2 separate regions of the Homo sapiens genome follow, and region 2 is linked to region 1. Evidence: chromatin contacts called from ENCODE Hi-C or POLR2A ChIA-PET data. All regions are on one chromosome and are shown on one strand. Each heading gives the region's core, a stretch centred on a gene start or an enhancer-like site at or near the end of the contact. The rest is flanking DNA. Distances are from core to core; before and after follow the strand shown. Region 1 has its middle 37 kb from the start of BIN1. Region 2 holds the start of LOC124908047 (translation initiation factor IF-2-like).

Region 1 (7,752 bases), core at 2,924-5,423:
TTTCTGGAGCTCCTATTTAAAAGGTATTAACATTTCTGAATCTAGTCTTCATATATCCTCACTTTTATTTTATGCTTTCTATCTCTTCTTTTTGCGGGGCATTCTAGATGAAGTCCTCAATTTGATTTTCCAGTTCACTAATATGCTATTATTGACCTACATCCAGTCTGATCATACTCCAAAAGCCCCTTTTTGAATATACCTTTGAGCGTCTTCTTTTTTATTTCTAAGGCCTCACACCGTTTCCTCTCACAGCTTTCTGAGATTAACTGTGCTTCGTCCGTGTGCTCTGCTTGCTGTTTATCTGGGTATCAGTCTGTTTCCTGTGCTCTGCGTCCCAGTCATGGCAGTGCTTTCCTCAGTGTTCAGCGGCTCTGGTGTGTGCTCGTCTTGTGTTTGAGGTTCTTTGTTACCCAGTCTATGGGTGATGCCTCCAGCCACGGTGTGGGAGAGATGACCGTGGGTGGAAAACAAGCTGGTGGACGTGGTGTGCCTGCATCCGAGGTCCGTTTGTCCAGAGTGTCACCTTGCCTCCCTAGGCTGGGCGTTCACACTGGCAGGAGGGAGACAGAGATCCCTGCTGCCTGCTATTTGGCTAAGTGGGAAAGGTGTGGTGGGAGGAGTAGATAGCTGGCTGGCTTTGTGGTTCCTACTGCAACATCCTAACCCACGACCTACCAGTCACCACCACCCCATTCACCATCTTCAAGCTTAAATTCCCTTCAAAACTGCCTATGACAGCAGGTCTCCCTATACGTATTTTGGGCAGTGGTTTCTTCCTTTCAACCCCACCAATTTCCTTCTTTCAATAATTCCTCGCAACTTTAAATCCACCGAGGCCCCTTCTCGTCTCCTAGAACATTTTTGGATGACATGTATTTATTTTTTCTGGTATTTCTAAGGGTTTGGGACAGGAAAAAGTGGTTGGGGTTCAGTCTGCCATTTTTAGCTAATTTCTAAATAGATTTTTCAAGTGCTCAGAGCAACCCTATGAGCTAGGTATTAGTAATAACTCTCAATTTACAAATGAGGAGACAAGCTTAGAGAAAAAAATACAAAATTTTCTCAAGATTTCACTGCCGGCAAAGAGCAGCACTACGTCCCTAACTCAACTCTGTTCAACACTAAGCCCACTGCCGTCCCATGCGGGTAAGTCGAATGCAAAGCTCTGCCCCGTGATTTTTCCAAAGCATCCAGAAAAAGCCTTACAACCTCCCGGGCTTCTGCTTCTGGAACACACTGGAGGACCACTGCAGCAGGCCATGTCTCCAAAACTCTCCCAATGATCACAGCCGCTAATTCCATTCACTCATGCACACACTCGTTAATGTAGTATACACAGAGCATAGCCTGTGCTACAGACACTGCCAGAACAAAACAGACATGGTCCCAGCTCTCGCGGAACTTCCTGTCTGCTAACAACCCCTCGTGTTACAGATGAAGACTCGAAAACCAGAAAGGAAAGGACTTGCCCAGGATCACACAGTCAGTTAGAGGCAGAGTTGCTGTCAGAATGCAGTCTCCTTACTCCCAGCCCAGTACCCCCCTTATCTTTTTATTTCTTATTAATATTTTATTTATAACTAATACATAATAGCCATACATGTTTATGGGGTACAGTGTGATGTTTCAATGCATATATACATTGTATCATGATCAAGTCAGGGTAATTACCATATCCATCACTTTAAACATTCATCTCCTGTCTTTTCTAAATAAGTAACACATGAACGTTATTGAAAAATTAGAAAATACAGGTGAACAATAAAGGAAGGGGTAAAAAATCACCCATAGCCCCATCTTGCAGAGGTCCAGGATGAACATTTTAGCATTTATCCTTCTAGACATTTTTCTATGCATACGTGTATTTTTTTCTCCTAACAATATTTTTAAGGTCTTACAACATTTGTTTTATCTTACAAAAATACAATAATATTATACACATACGATTTCTCCTTAAGATATACTGGGCAACTTTTACATATTTTAATGAAACATTTCATTTCATTCTCATTTATATAAAATCTATCCCCGTAACACATTTTTCTTGATTAAATGATTCACACAGAAAGTTTATGAATTTCAACTACATTAATAAAGATGAATGACACCATTTTCATAAAGAAAAAATAAATGGCATATGAAATAAGGTAATATACTGAGTATTACAAGTAGACCCACAGCTAGATGTTTTCTATAGCAAAAACTACATGGTTTAGGAAATTGGTCGCCAGAGTTTAGAATATATCCCCACTTTGACTTGAGTCCCTGTACCTATATTATTAATAAGCACTTATCTATCTTTTTTTAAAGCATATTGTGAAAAATGTTCCCAGGTCAACAAATACTGCTGTATCATTCTTAGTCGCTATACAATACCCTACTGTGTGGTTGTATTACACATCAATACCCTATTGTTGGAAATCAAGGCTGATTTCCAATTTTTCACATTTACAAATCAACCCTTCAGTTACTATTCTCATATCTCATAATACTAATCTTCAGCTAGCTTTGTCACCTGCATGATCTTTACCTCTTTATGTCTCAGAGTCCCCATCTGCAGAACAGGATTAAGTGGCCCAGACTGCACACCATGTTTGTCATTATTAAAGGAGAAAGGCCTGGTGAGGCTGCTGGTTCCAGCTGCTGTGTGATGGTGATAATGATGAGTTACCACTTGATGTCCTAGGAGTCCTAACCTGTATAAAAGAGAAAAAAATGAGGGCCCCTGGTCCACCTCAAACATTCCCCAAAGGATTAGCTTGAGTCTAGCACTAAGGGGATGTCACACACACAGCCATCTCCGTTGTAAGTGGACTTGAGGGTCACCAGCTTTCCACAGCCACCATCCTTCTGCTCCTCCAAAGGTCCTCTCACCTCTGCAGAGCACATGTAGACTGGTGAATTTCCAGGAGTGAGCAGTCAAGGGTAGTGGAGACAGAGGGTCAGTTGGATCCCTCAGCTCTGGAATGAACAGGAGTGACCAGAGCCAGGATCTTACAAGAGCTAGTTCTCCTGCTTCTAAGCCTTGCTATCCAGGAATTCTACATGTCAGACACAGCACAGCCTGCTGGCTGCTCTCAAAGAACCCAAATCAAGATCAATTCACAGGCTGGAAACGGTGGCCCATGCCTGTAATCCCAGCACCGGGAGGCTGAGGTGGGAGGATTGCTTGAGCCCAGGAGTTTGAGATCAGCCTGGGGAACATAGTGAGACCCTGTCTCTACAAAAATAAAATTAGCTAGGTGTAGTGGCACCGCCTGTAGCCCTACGCAGGAGGCTGGGGTGGGATTACTTGAGCCCAGGAGGTTGAGGCTACAGTGAGCCATGATCATTCCAGCCTGGGTCACAGAGTAAGACTCCATCTCAAAAAGAAAAAAAAATTCACAGAGGAGGTGAACATCAGAGCACATCCCTAATTTAAAGAAAAAGGCCCTTTTCCCACTTTTATTGCTTTCACTTCCTGTTCCTCTTTAGTGTGGAAACCAGGAGGGTCAGGAGAGAAAGTTCAGAGAGAGACAGGGACCCGCAGGGAAAGCACAGACAGGCCCATCACAGCCTTCTCACATCTCACAGTGGGCGGAGGAGAGACGAGGCCGACCCACAAGTGTTGCCTCTAATTCTTACTGAGAGCTCAATGTTGTCATTTCCATTTTAGAGAGCAGAAAGTTGTTCTAAGAGATCAACCACTAATATTAAAGCTAGTATTTAAGGAACGCTGTGTACCAGGAAGCTGTTAGACACACACAGGTCATTCTCGCTATGAGAACAGAGACTAGTGTTATTCCTGTTTTGCAGATGATTTAACTGAGACACAGGGAGACTCTGGAGTCAGGTCTGTGGCCTCTTAACCACTGAATCATACTCTCTTCCAAACCAGGCTTTGAAAGCAAAGGGCTACTGATTTCCTGGGCCTGCCCACCCGGTGCTCTCTCCTGGGCCGTCTGCCCCAGGGCCTTCCTGGCTCCTGATGCAGAGGAAACTTTCAAGGCTGGGGCTTCAGGGACCAACGCCTTCTTCTTCAAGGACTTTGAAGAAAAACTGGAAAGTGTGACAACCCTAAAAATTCATTCATTCATCCATTTGTTTATTTATTCACTTATTCAGCACAGATGCATTGAGCATTTACTCTGGCTGAGCCAAGCCCTGGAGCAGTGCTGGCAGCATGCAGATGAGGCAGGCACTGCCCTCTGATGAACAGTCCTTCAAGCCGCAAATCTCTGTCCCTCGGAATACTGAAGACATTGTTCCATTGCCTCCTATTGGCCATTGTTGCCATCTGATGTTACTTAAGTATGAAATAAAAAAAAAATTCTTTCAAATTCTGTGTATTACTTTTTTAAAACAACTACTAAATTGTTGTTTGGACCTAACTACTTAAATGGAACTATTAGGTGCTTCTTTTGGCCTAGGAAAAGCCATGAAAACATTTCTGAAACACTAAAGGCACCAAGAACCAAGAAAGCTTGGGAAACTCTGCTCTAAGATAAATTCCTACCATTGTATTTGCTGCAGCCGCGGCAGGTTTGTCTTTTTGTATATATACATGAATCCAACTGTCTTCTAGAAGAATTAAATTTAAATTTATAATCTAACAATCAGACAGAGAGAAAGGTTAAAAGTGACATTGATGTAGAGCCTCCAAATAGCTGATTTCTTTCCTCCAACAGACTTTCTTGTCACAAAGAAGCCAAAGACTTTCTTGGAATTATCATTTATTTCCATATATGCAAATTATGCATTTTTATTTTTCAAGTCTATGGACTTTTAGGGGGTTTTTTGAAAAGCACTGGGAGGGTTTTTTATAAGTATGCATCAACATGCCAACAATTGTTTCTCTCTGGATAAGGGATTTCCAGCAATTATTCCTTTTTTCTGTAGAACTTCCTGTATTACCTGAATTTACAATGTTCATAGTCAACCTTTTTATTCAGAAGAAATAAAAACCCATCTTGAGAGGAAGAAAAACTGAATATATTGGATTAAATTTGTACCCAACTTCCATTAATGAGAGCTTAGGACACTGTACTAAAATATCCACCTCCTGTCATCCTCCTTTTGAGAAATGAAACCCCTGGTCATAAAAATAGCCTTTGCTTGCAGTTAGAAGGGAGAGGATTAGAAGGAAAAAAAAAAGGAAAAGCAGAAGGAAAACTGCCTGTTAGCAAATCTAAATTCAGATGAATGTCTGAGGGGCTGAGAGATGGTGCTGGGCCAGAACCAGCTCCCTCAAGTTCCCAAGACCTCTGTGGGGCCAAGAGGGGCTGGGGACTTCATGCAAGGTGCTGATTTCAGAGGCAGCTGTGATTAATTTTAGAAGGCCCTGACATTCTAACTGAGTCATCCTGAGGTGGCCCGATTGGAACTAATTGGGTGAGCCCATTTCAAGCTGGCTGTCTTCTCAAGTGTCCCAACCCTCTGGGGTTCTTCCAGCTCCTGGAATTGGAAGGTCTTGATCCTGTCAGCAAGTGCCATCTCACCAACAAGGAGGGCCAGGGTCTGCCCACCCAGAGTGACAGGACCACCTCAAAACATGCAAAGAGGGTCCTGGCAGCTCTGTGTCCATGGGCAACTCAAAGACAGCCAGGATGATCACTCCTGGGAAGCTGACTCCAGTCTTTCCCATTACACCAGCAACTATAAAGCACTTACTGTATACAAACACCATGCAGCAACCATTCCCAAAACTAATTATTCATATTCCCTACAGAGCTTATTAAAAATATAAATGCCTGGGACCAGCCCTGGGCAGGGGCCCCTGGGGGTTTGTCAGGTAGGCCAGGTCTGGGAGCCACCATTGTGCCGCACCCAGAGCTGAGTGGCATGCAGACCCTGCCCTCAAGGTGCTGGCAGTCTGCTGAGAGCCGGGGCTGTGGTCACAGGAAAGGGACTGTGCTGGCTGATGGTCCCGGCCACGTGTTCCACTCCTAGGCCCCATGAACACATGGCTGCCAACAGGGTGGTCTCCAGAGGAAACTGGGGTCGTTGTTATGGCAAAGAGGATGCTGCGCAGGCACAAGTAGTGACTGTCGTCCTCAGCCTGATCTCCCAGGAGTTTAACATCCCGAACAGCTCCCACGGCACAGAATCAGGGAAGTACCAGGCACCAATACCGTCGCCGGTGCACCCAGCCCCACTCGCACTCCTCTACCAGGCATCCCTCTTGCGAGGGTTTGCGCCTCCCCTCCACCAGGTAGTCTGACCCGCCTCCTGAGCTCAGCAATTGGTTCAGAGGAGAGCACCTGACTCAGGTAGGGCCAATTAGAGCCCTTCCCAGGGATTTTTCAACTCGGGAGCCAGGAGGAAGCCCATTAGGCGTCCAATACAAGAGGAGGCAAACCAGCTTCTACAGCCATCTCCTTGGCTGTATGGAAAAGCCCAGTGTGCCATGGAAGAGAAGGCAACATCCAGGCCACAGGGGAGATGGTGTGCTGGTAGCAGTGAGTTCCTGGTTCCATCACCCTGGCTACTACCCAGGTTTGGCTTGGGTTTCTGTCACTTGCAACCAAAGATTTGTAACTAATACTTACGTGTACATCAGGTTGTCCAAAAAGAGGATGGGTAGACTGGAGAGGAAATGCTGGGGCCAGAGCCCTTCCTCACAGCCCAACAAACCTGCTTCTCAAAGGGTGCTGACCAGTTCATCAGCCTAATTCAGGTTTAGTCATTCAAAAAATTCAACCAGGGAGGTTTGGTTAAGTCAAGGTATGCTTCCTGGAGGAGGGGAATTTAAGGCTGGATTTTGAAGGGAGAGACCACAAGGCACTCCCAAGCAGTACTGCAGATGGAGGAGCTCTATTCCAGGAAAGGCTGTAAATACTTCCTGACTCGCAGAAAGATCTTCAGAGACACACATACTGTCCTCTCGCTATTCTTAGCAGCATGTCATGCAGGGAGGGCCCAGGATCCCTGTGGCTGCACGTCCTGGGGGAAAGATGAGCTGGCCCCTCAGCCTGCTTAGTTCCTGAGCTTAGCAAGTGAGCCCGGCTCACACTGCAGCCGGGGATTAAAGCCGAGGGGCTCCAGGAAGCCTCTTCTGAGAGTGCCGGAGTTGGAAGTGCGTCCAGCCAACAGGCCTCTTTAATTCCAAGGGTCTGGGCTGAGGCATCCTGACAGCTCGGGGGACCCCGGCCCCCAAGGGCTGCATAGCAGTAGAAAGTTTACCCTCATCTTGATAACTTTGCCTAGACTTCTGGACTCACCTCTGTCCCAGCATGGGACATGCAGATTGACAGGGCCATCCACAGGGTCAGAGTTTCCTGGAGTTTCAAGTTTTCTCCTAAAGATATTCACATGTATTGTTTAACAGCTTAAGACATCATTCTCATACCATACAATTCATCCATTTAAAGTGTACAATTCAATGGCTTTTAGTGTATTCACACAATTGTGCAACCACCACCACAATCAATTTTATAACATTTTCATTACTCCAAAAAGAAACCACCTCCAATTGCTCCATCCCCAATACCCCTCCCAATCGCTCCATCCCCTGTAGCTCCAGATCTGTTTTGTATCTCTATAGATGGCACTATTCTGGATATTTCATATAAATTGAACCACATAGGATAGGTAGATTTTTTTTTTCTTTCTTTTTTTTTTTTAGATGGAATTTTGCTCTTGTTGCCCAGGCTGGAGTGCAATGGCGTGATCTCAGCTCACTGCAACCTCCGCCTCCCGGATTTAAGCAATTTTCCTGCCTCAGCCTCCCGAGTAGCTGGGATTACAGGCATGCACCACCACGCCCGGCTA
Region 2 (7,752 bases), core at 3,259-5,758, 270 kb after region 1:
AATAATATGTGTGAGAAAAATATAAAAATAGTTTTATAATGTTTCTTCCTGTCCTGTGATTTAGCAATTTATTTTAAGTCATTATTAGATACTTAAATTTTGTATCAAAATACATAAATGTAAGACTTTTAAAATGGTGAATGTAATATAACAGCAGTATTTAAACAGATATTACTAATATTTAATCAAAAATAACAATGACGGGCTGGGCGTGGTGGCTCATGCCTGTAATCCTAGCACTTTGGGAGGCCGAAGCGGGCCGATCACTTGAGGTCAGGAGTTTGAGACCAGCCTGGCCAACATGGTGAAACCCTGTCTCTACTAAAAAAACAAAAATTAGTCGCCCGTGGTGGCACCCACCTGTAGTCCCAGGTACTCAGCAGGCTGAGGCAAGAGGATTGCTTGAACCTGGGAGGTAGAGGTTGCAGTGAGCCAAGATCACGCCACCGCACTCCAGCCTGGGCAAGAGTGAGACTCCGTCTACAAAAAAAAAGACATTTTGGTCCTATGATATAGTAGGATATTTTGACTCTTTTTATTTCCTTGCCTGCAGCCTTTAGTAGGAAGTTCTTCCTTGATGTAGTGATGAAACTGAATATAGTTAAATGGAAAATCCTTTGACTTGCAGCTCTGCTCTTAGAGAGCCCTCAGTACACTGACTCCTGAGGTCAGTCCAATGTGATGGCCTCAAGCTGCTATCTCAACAAAAGCGTTTGAGAATGGAATACTTAGGATTGTACCTACAAGCAACGGCAGGGTTTTAGATTTGTAGGGATTCGTTTCCAGCTGTCCAAAGATGTCCATTCACTTTGCATCTGCAGGCTGGTTTTGGTAAACCAGCAGTTTGTCATCTTTTGCATCTATCATGTAGGATATCCATGGCTAAGATATCCATCCTTTTTGAACTTTTTTTTTTTTTTTGAGTTGGAGTCTTACTCTGTCGCCCTGGCTGGAGTACAGTGGCGTGATCTCGGCTCACTGCAACCTCAACTACCCAGGTTCAAGTGATCCTCCGGCCTCAGCCTCCCAAGTAGCTGGGAGTACAGGCGCGTGCCACCACGCCTGGCTAATTTTTGTATTTTTAGTAGAGACAGGGTTCGCCATGTTGGCCAGGTTGGTCTCGAACTCCTGACCTCAGCTGATCCACCCACCTCGGCCTCCCAAAGTGCTGGAATTATAGGCGTGAGCAATGGCACCCGGCCCTTTTTGAACATTTCTGAGCACACTGGATGTCACTGTAAGTTAAACCTCTCTCTGTCTCTCTCCTTCTCTGTCTGTGTTTCTCTCAGGAAAAATAGTTTTAAAGCACAAAGATACTTTGAACTTGTGAAGTTGAAGTTGAAGTTGAATTCCAAATAAGTTACAGTTTTAGTAAAGAAGTGAGAAAGTCTTGTTTAAATTGGCTGTCCTTTTCTGGTGACATTTTGGTTTCGTTTCCAAAAAATGAGTCATTTTTCATTATATGAGCTTTGTCAGTACCTACCTATAACATCGACAACTCAGGGACAGTCAGTTCATGCTTTTCCAGAGCCCTTATGGGCTCCTCAAAGATCATCAGGCAGTTTTGGAGGAAGAACTTATAAATTTCAGTTTGACTGTTTAACCATAATCTTTTTCTCTATTTTCATTCTTAATATATTTCCAAATTAGACAAGGACATTCTTCTTGTCCCATGCTTTGAAAATATGGTTGTATGGCAGGCTGCCTTTTTACCCTGGCAACAGTGACAGCCCTCGTGTAGGCACATGTCCAAAGGAGGCCATCTCCTTCCATTTCTGGAATGTGAAAAATCTCATTAAGTGCTTTTTCATGCTTTGAGGAAACTGAAAAGTAAATAAAAGCTTTCATTTTGAAAGCATCAATATCACAGGGAAGGAAACTCCACCCCTTTTTACTGATGTGTACAAAATGTGCAGGACACTTCGTGGCTAATATTTTTAACTTTTCTTTGGTAAAGCGTTCATAGACTGCATGGAATTTGCAAAAATTTACATTTGCACGGTCTGCCAAATAGGCAGACAGATGGGCAAAGTCATGTTTGTATTTGGACAAGATAGCATCAACATTCTTTTTTTTTTTCTGCAGGTGGATTAAAATCTTCATAGAAATAAAAAGGATGATTTGAAACTCCATTTTTTCAAATCAAAGTATTTACAAGTTAGGAGAACTGTTTTTCATTGCCATGATTGGATGCAGCACTTGGTTACTGTAGAAAGCATGATTGTTGGTGGGATCTGGCAGAATCCGCTGCATGTTGTAAAGGGTCAACACAGCTGCCATCGACATTTCTCCCTTTGTTCACCCACGTGATATTTCAGTTACAGCCTGTAAATGAGGAAATGTGCCCCTACTCAGTTTCAAAAAACAATCAAAGGAGCAGCACAATCACACAAATTCATTTTTGTAGTTTGCCCTAGCTAATTCAGCAGCCACTATTTTCAATTGGTGTCTTTTGTGGAGACAAAAAGCTTTTTGGTTAATGTGGACATACTTGCCTATCTCACTGAGGACTTGTGAGGCAGTCTCTACAGTCCCTTCTTCCACCATGCCCAACCCCGAATTCTCTCTGCTTATTGCGCAGTATCCCTTGTTTTGATTCTTTACCTCCCTCATCCAGTTGTCTGTGTCACTCCTCCTGTCGTTAAAATAACATGGCCATTTGGGTCACGCGGGCATTGATATTGCAACACCATTTCCTCATTTTCATCACCTGAATGCTTAAGAAAACATGGCCTCAGTAGTCACCATGCTAAAATTAAACTAGCAGTGTCTCAATACAAAGCACAACAATTAATCCGCAGGCAAAGTGGATGGTCACGTTCAAGATTATAGCGCGCTTAAGTTACATCACAAGGAGTGACATAATAATGGATGATCCACTATGGTGTACTACAAATCATGGTGGTTGTCCTCAGCAACAGACACTAAGGAAGGTGATGTGCCCATTTGGCACTAAAACCAGTGTTGCCTTCGGCCTCTGTTTCTGGGGTTGCCATGTGGGTTTTATACCTTTCCCCTAATCTCCTGTATCAATCACTGAAAACCTCGACTTTTCTCTTCCCAAGGGAGAGTTTACTTCCCTTTAACTTTTTGGCTTCTTCTTTAGGACTTTTAGTGTTAAAAATGGTACAATCCCAGACAAATGGGATAGTTGATCATCTTATCATGTTTATAGAATCAAGAAATAATGTCTCAATTTAAAAAGTCAATTGTATTTATAAACACTAGCAACAAACAATTGTAAGTTCAAATTTTTAAAATGCCACTTACAATAACATTTTTAAAACATGAAATAAGTAGGGATAAATTTAACAAAATATGTTCAAGACCTATACCTGAAAACAATTAAACATTGGAGAGAGAAATTAACAAAGAGCTGAATAAATGTAGAGAAATACCATGCTAATAGATGAGAAGACTCAACATTAAGATGTCTTTTATTCCTAAATTGTTCTATAGATTCAATTCAATCCAAATCAAGATTTCACCAGGAATTTTTTTTTTAGAAATTGAGAAATTGGTTCTAAAATTTATATAGAAGTAGAAAGGACCTAGAATAGCCAAAACAATTTTGAAAAATAAGAACAAAGTTGGAGGACTTACACTACTTGATTTCATGAGTTACTTGAATCTTGTAATAGCAATTAAGACATTATAATGTTGGCATAAAAATGAAAGATAGATTAACAGAACAAAATAGAGTCCAGAAGTAGATGTATGCATATACGGTCAATTGATTTCAACAAAGCACCAAAGCAATTCAATGGGAGAAAGGATAGTGTTTGCAAGAAATGGGACTGTGACAACTAGATCTCCATATATTTTAAAGAATGATTCTTGGCCCCTACCTCACACCATATACCAAAATTAACGAATTCAAAATGGGTCAGAGATGTAAATGTAAGAGTGAAAAACCATAAAGCTTCTAGAAGAAAACATAAGAGAAAGCCTTTGTGACCTTGAATAAGGCAGTGTTCTTTGGTAGGACACAAAAGCACGAATCATAAAAGAAAATGTTGATAATTGGACTTCATCAAAATTACAAACATCTGTTCATTAAAAGACACTGTTAAGTATAAAAGACAAGTCACAGACTGAGAGGAAATTTTTGCAAAATACTTAGCTGACAAAGGGCTTGTTACTAGGATACATACAAATTCTAAAAACTCAATTTAAAAAACCCTCAAAAACAAAGAAACAAACAAAAAACAGCCCAAAGACTTAAACTGGCACTTCACCAAAGAAGATATAAATAGCAAATTAGCACAGGAAAAGATGCTCAAAATCACCAGAGAAGAGGGAAATGAAAATTAAAGCTACAATGAGATACCACTACACATCTATTAAGAAGGCTAAAAATTGAAAATTAAAATTAAAAAACAACCGACAACACCAAATGCTGGTGAGGATGCAGAGCAACAGGAACACTCAGACATTGCTTGGTGGGAATGCAAAATGCCACCACCACTCTGGAAAAGTTTGACTTTATTTTTTTTTCCCAAAAGTAAACACGTACTCACCACATGACTCAGCAATCTTATTCCTAGATATTACCCAAGAGAAATGAAAACATATGCCCACACAAGGACCTATACATAAATGTTCTAGCAGCTTAATTTAATGATAGCCAAGAACTGGCAAATGGATAACAGATTGTGGCACATCTATATAATGGAGCCCAGTCAGCAATAAAAAGAAATAAAGTACTGATATAGAATTCCACATGAATAAATCTCAAAAGCTTTATGCTGAGTGAAAGAAGGTAGTCTTAAAAAGCTATGTACTGGTTGGGCACGGTGGCTCACGCCTATAATCCCAGCACTTTGGGAGGCTGAGGTGGGCGGATCACTTGCGGTCAGGAATTCAAGACTAGCCTGGCCAACATGGTGAAACTAAAAAATACAAAAATTAGGCAGGTGTGGTGGCGTGTGCCTGTAATTCCAGCTACTCAGGAGGCTGAGGCAGGAGAATCACTTGAACCCAGGAGGTGGAGATTGCAGCGAGCTGAGATCACACCACTGCACTCCAGCCTGGGCAAGAGAGCAAGACACCAACTCAAAAAAATATATATATGTGCTGTAGGATTCCCTTTATATGCTATTCTAGAAAATGCAGATTATAGAGATAGAAATCCAATCAGTGGTTGCCAAGAGTTGGGGTGGAACACAGAATTTCTGAGGGTGATGAAAATGTGTATATCATGATGTGGTGGTGGATGCACTATAACATACATTTGTCAAAACAAGCAGAACTGTACATTTTTAAAGTGTGAGTTTCCCTGTGTGTAAATTATACCACAATAACCTGACAACAACAAAAGAGAGAGACGTTGGACTGCATCCATCCCACTCCACTTCTTACCAGGGAGCTCCCGGGAGCCTCTCTAGTGTCTGTCCTCCCTGCCCTGCCTGGGGTGGGCTGAGCAGCACAGCGTCCCTGCAGAGAGAATGGAGAATGGGCAATGCCCACACAGGGGAGTGGCATGGGGTGAGAAGGAACCTTAGTCCCGTCAGCCCTGACCACCAGCCCATCTCTCATCACTGTTCAGCAGAGTGAGCTCAAGTTGGGTTTCTGGCATCTATTGGCAGAGCCAGGGCCAAAACGCAAGGGGTGGGGAGTGTTGTACAGGTTAGGGCTGACTGAATGATCAGCCCTAATCTGTACAACGGATCTGTGCAGTCTGAGCTTCCACACAGCAGCAGCTGTCCTTGACCCCTTCCCCTCCTAGTCGGCCCCTCCCTGACCTTCCCAGGCCTGTGGGAAGTCCTGTTAAGTCCCAGGCCATGTCCACTTTGTATAAAATACTTAAAAATAAGGCCAGGCACAGTGGCTCCCGCCTGTAATCTCAGCACTTTGGCAGGCTGAGGAGGGAGGATCACTTGAGGTCAGGAGTTCTAGAGCAACACAGCAAGACCTCCTCTCTCCTAAAAATTTTTAAAAATCAGCTGGGCGTGGTGGCACGGGCCTGTGATCCCAGCTACTGAGGTGGCTGAAACAGAAGAATCGCTTGAGCCCAGGAGATCTAGGCCGCAGAGAGCTGTGATCCCGCCACTGCACTCCAGCCTGGGTGACAGAGCCAGAGAGACCCTGTTTCAAAACTTTTTTAATTAAAAAATTAATAAAAGATTTAACGTGACCCTTATAACAGTCACCTGAGACGGACGCTGACCCCATTTTACAAATGTGGACATTGAGACACAGGGAAGTTAAATCCCCCTGTCAGAAAAAGGCTAGCGGAGGTTTAAGGCCGTGGGAACGTGACTCCAGAGCTGAGGGCTTTGGAACCCCGCCTGCTCCGGTAGTTGTGGCTGGCCTTGCCCCACACACATTTGGTTCTAGCTCCTTTGCTTGGGTCTTCATCCATGCAGCGAATTCCTTAGCCACAGGTGTCCCTCTGCTCTCTAACTCACAGCGAGCTCGCTGCCCAAAGTCCTGCTCCGGCTTCCTGGGTGGACCTGACCGCGTTCGGGTGCACGTGGGGCGACTCACACCTGACAAGTAAAGCGGGTGAGGCCGCGCCTGTGAAGGGCGCCTGGCTCCTCCGCAGGAGCGGTGCGGCGCGGCGCCCCCGGCTGGAACCAGGTGTAACTGCAGAGACCCTGGGATCGCAGGAACGGCTGGCGGCAGGACTGTCCCTACCTCGAGAAGGTGACGGGGTTTCCTGCGCTGCCAGCCGATGAGGCGGCCGTGACGCAGCCCGCCGTGCAGAGTCCCCGTCGGCCGACAGGCGTGCAGAGCTCTGCAGAGGACCCTTCCGCCCTCTGGGCAGCCTGCCAAGCCGTGGCACCCCCAACCCCCAGCACTGGGCACTTGGGAGCATTGCAGCCGCCCTGGCTCGTACCGGTGCCGGTGCTTTGGGCACCTGGGCTGGTTTGGACATGGGTGCCCCGGGCAGAGTCCATTTATGCAGGTCAGAATCAGTGTGTGGAGCCTGCATAGACTTGCCCTGGAGCGGCTGCCTGTGCTGGGGTGGGGAGGAGTAGAGGGCGAGAAGTTGGTGGGGAAGGGAAGCGGCGCCAAAAGAATACCCACAACATCTTGCACCTGGAAGGCAAAGCAGAGGGCAGTGATCTCTGCAGACTTGCGGGGGCGACGCCTGAAGCAAACAGGGACATACAAGCTGGTGCCTTCTGTGGTTGTGCATGGGGTCTTCATGCTTCCTGTCTGAGTTCCCAGAAGCTTGTCTCTGCTTTTCTAGGCAGCTGCCACAGCCTGTCACAAACAGCTCCTGGTTCTCCACTTCTCATAGTCTCGATTTCAAAATCCATTGCCTCACCCTCCACCTCCTCTCCACCTCCACCCCTCCTAGCACCTCCTGACTGCTTGTGTTCTGTGTCTCCCCACTGTCTCCCAACCTGGGGTGGGGTTGGGGGGGATGTCTTTCCTCCTGTCTGCTCTTTGATGTCCAGCTGAAGTGTCACCTCCTACAGGCAGCCTCCCCTGGCTATGCCAGCTTGTACTGATTGCCCTCTCCTCTGAATTCTGTAAGCATTTCCTATGTGTACCTGCCCCTGGGCAAGGTGGGCCTGACTTGTTAGAGTGTTAGAGTTTTACCCTGTTCCTCTAGGAGGGCCTGGTACCACCACAGCCCAGCATGGTGTGGTGCCTCAGCAGGAGGCATCTGGTTACAATCAACACAAGCTGTTCCAGCCAATTTAAAGAAACTTCAGGAGGAATAGGGTTTTAGGAGGGCATGGGGACCCTCCTGCACCCGAAGCCAGGATGTGCCACCAATCATAAGGAGGCAGGGGC

The links. A loop is a pair of places that touch in the nucleus more often than their neighbours do. ChIA-PET counts read pairs that join two places held with the same protein, here RNA polymerase II (POLR2A). Pooled maps may share reads with other maps.
Region 2: a loop to region 1 is called in a map of gastrocnemius medialis, with 4 times the contacts of the local background. The contact joins two enhancer-like sites. A Hi-C loop is called at or near these places in 1 of 168 maps with a recorded cell type or tissue (gastrocnemius medialis) and 2 of 50 pooled maps. POLR2A ChIA-PET finds 5 or more read pairs at or near these places in 1 of 52 experiments (GM10248).

What each region holds. Positions count from the first base shown.
Region 1 is chr2:127,140,383-127,148,134 of GRCh38, forward strand. No RefSeq gene overlaps it. Among named protein-coding and RNA genes, the nearest start is that of BIN1, 37 kb to the left of the region's middle. Within about 2 kb of position 4,174, at least 8 of the 41 ENCODE cell types and tissues checked have a DNase peak (open chromatin) inside an H3K27ac peak, as active enhancers do.
Region 2 is chr2:127,409,488-127,417,239 of GRCh38, forward strand. It overlaps LOC124908047 (translation initiation factor IF-2-like), which reads right to left and starts at 867. Exons shown (of 3, transcript XM_047446883.1): 1 at 809-867. The coding sequence starts at 867. RefSeq lists enhancers at 1,338-1,537, 1,678-1,727, 5,901-6,663, 7,044-7,103. Within about 2 kb of position 4,509, at least 4 of the 41 ENCODE cell types and tissues checked have a DNase peak (open chromatin) inside an H3K27ac peak, as active enhancers do.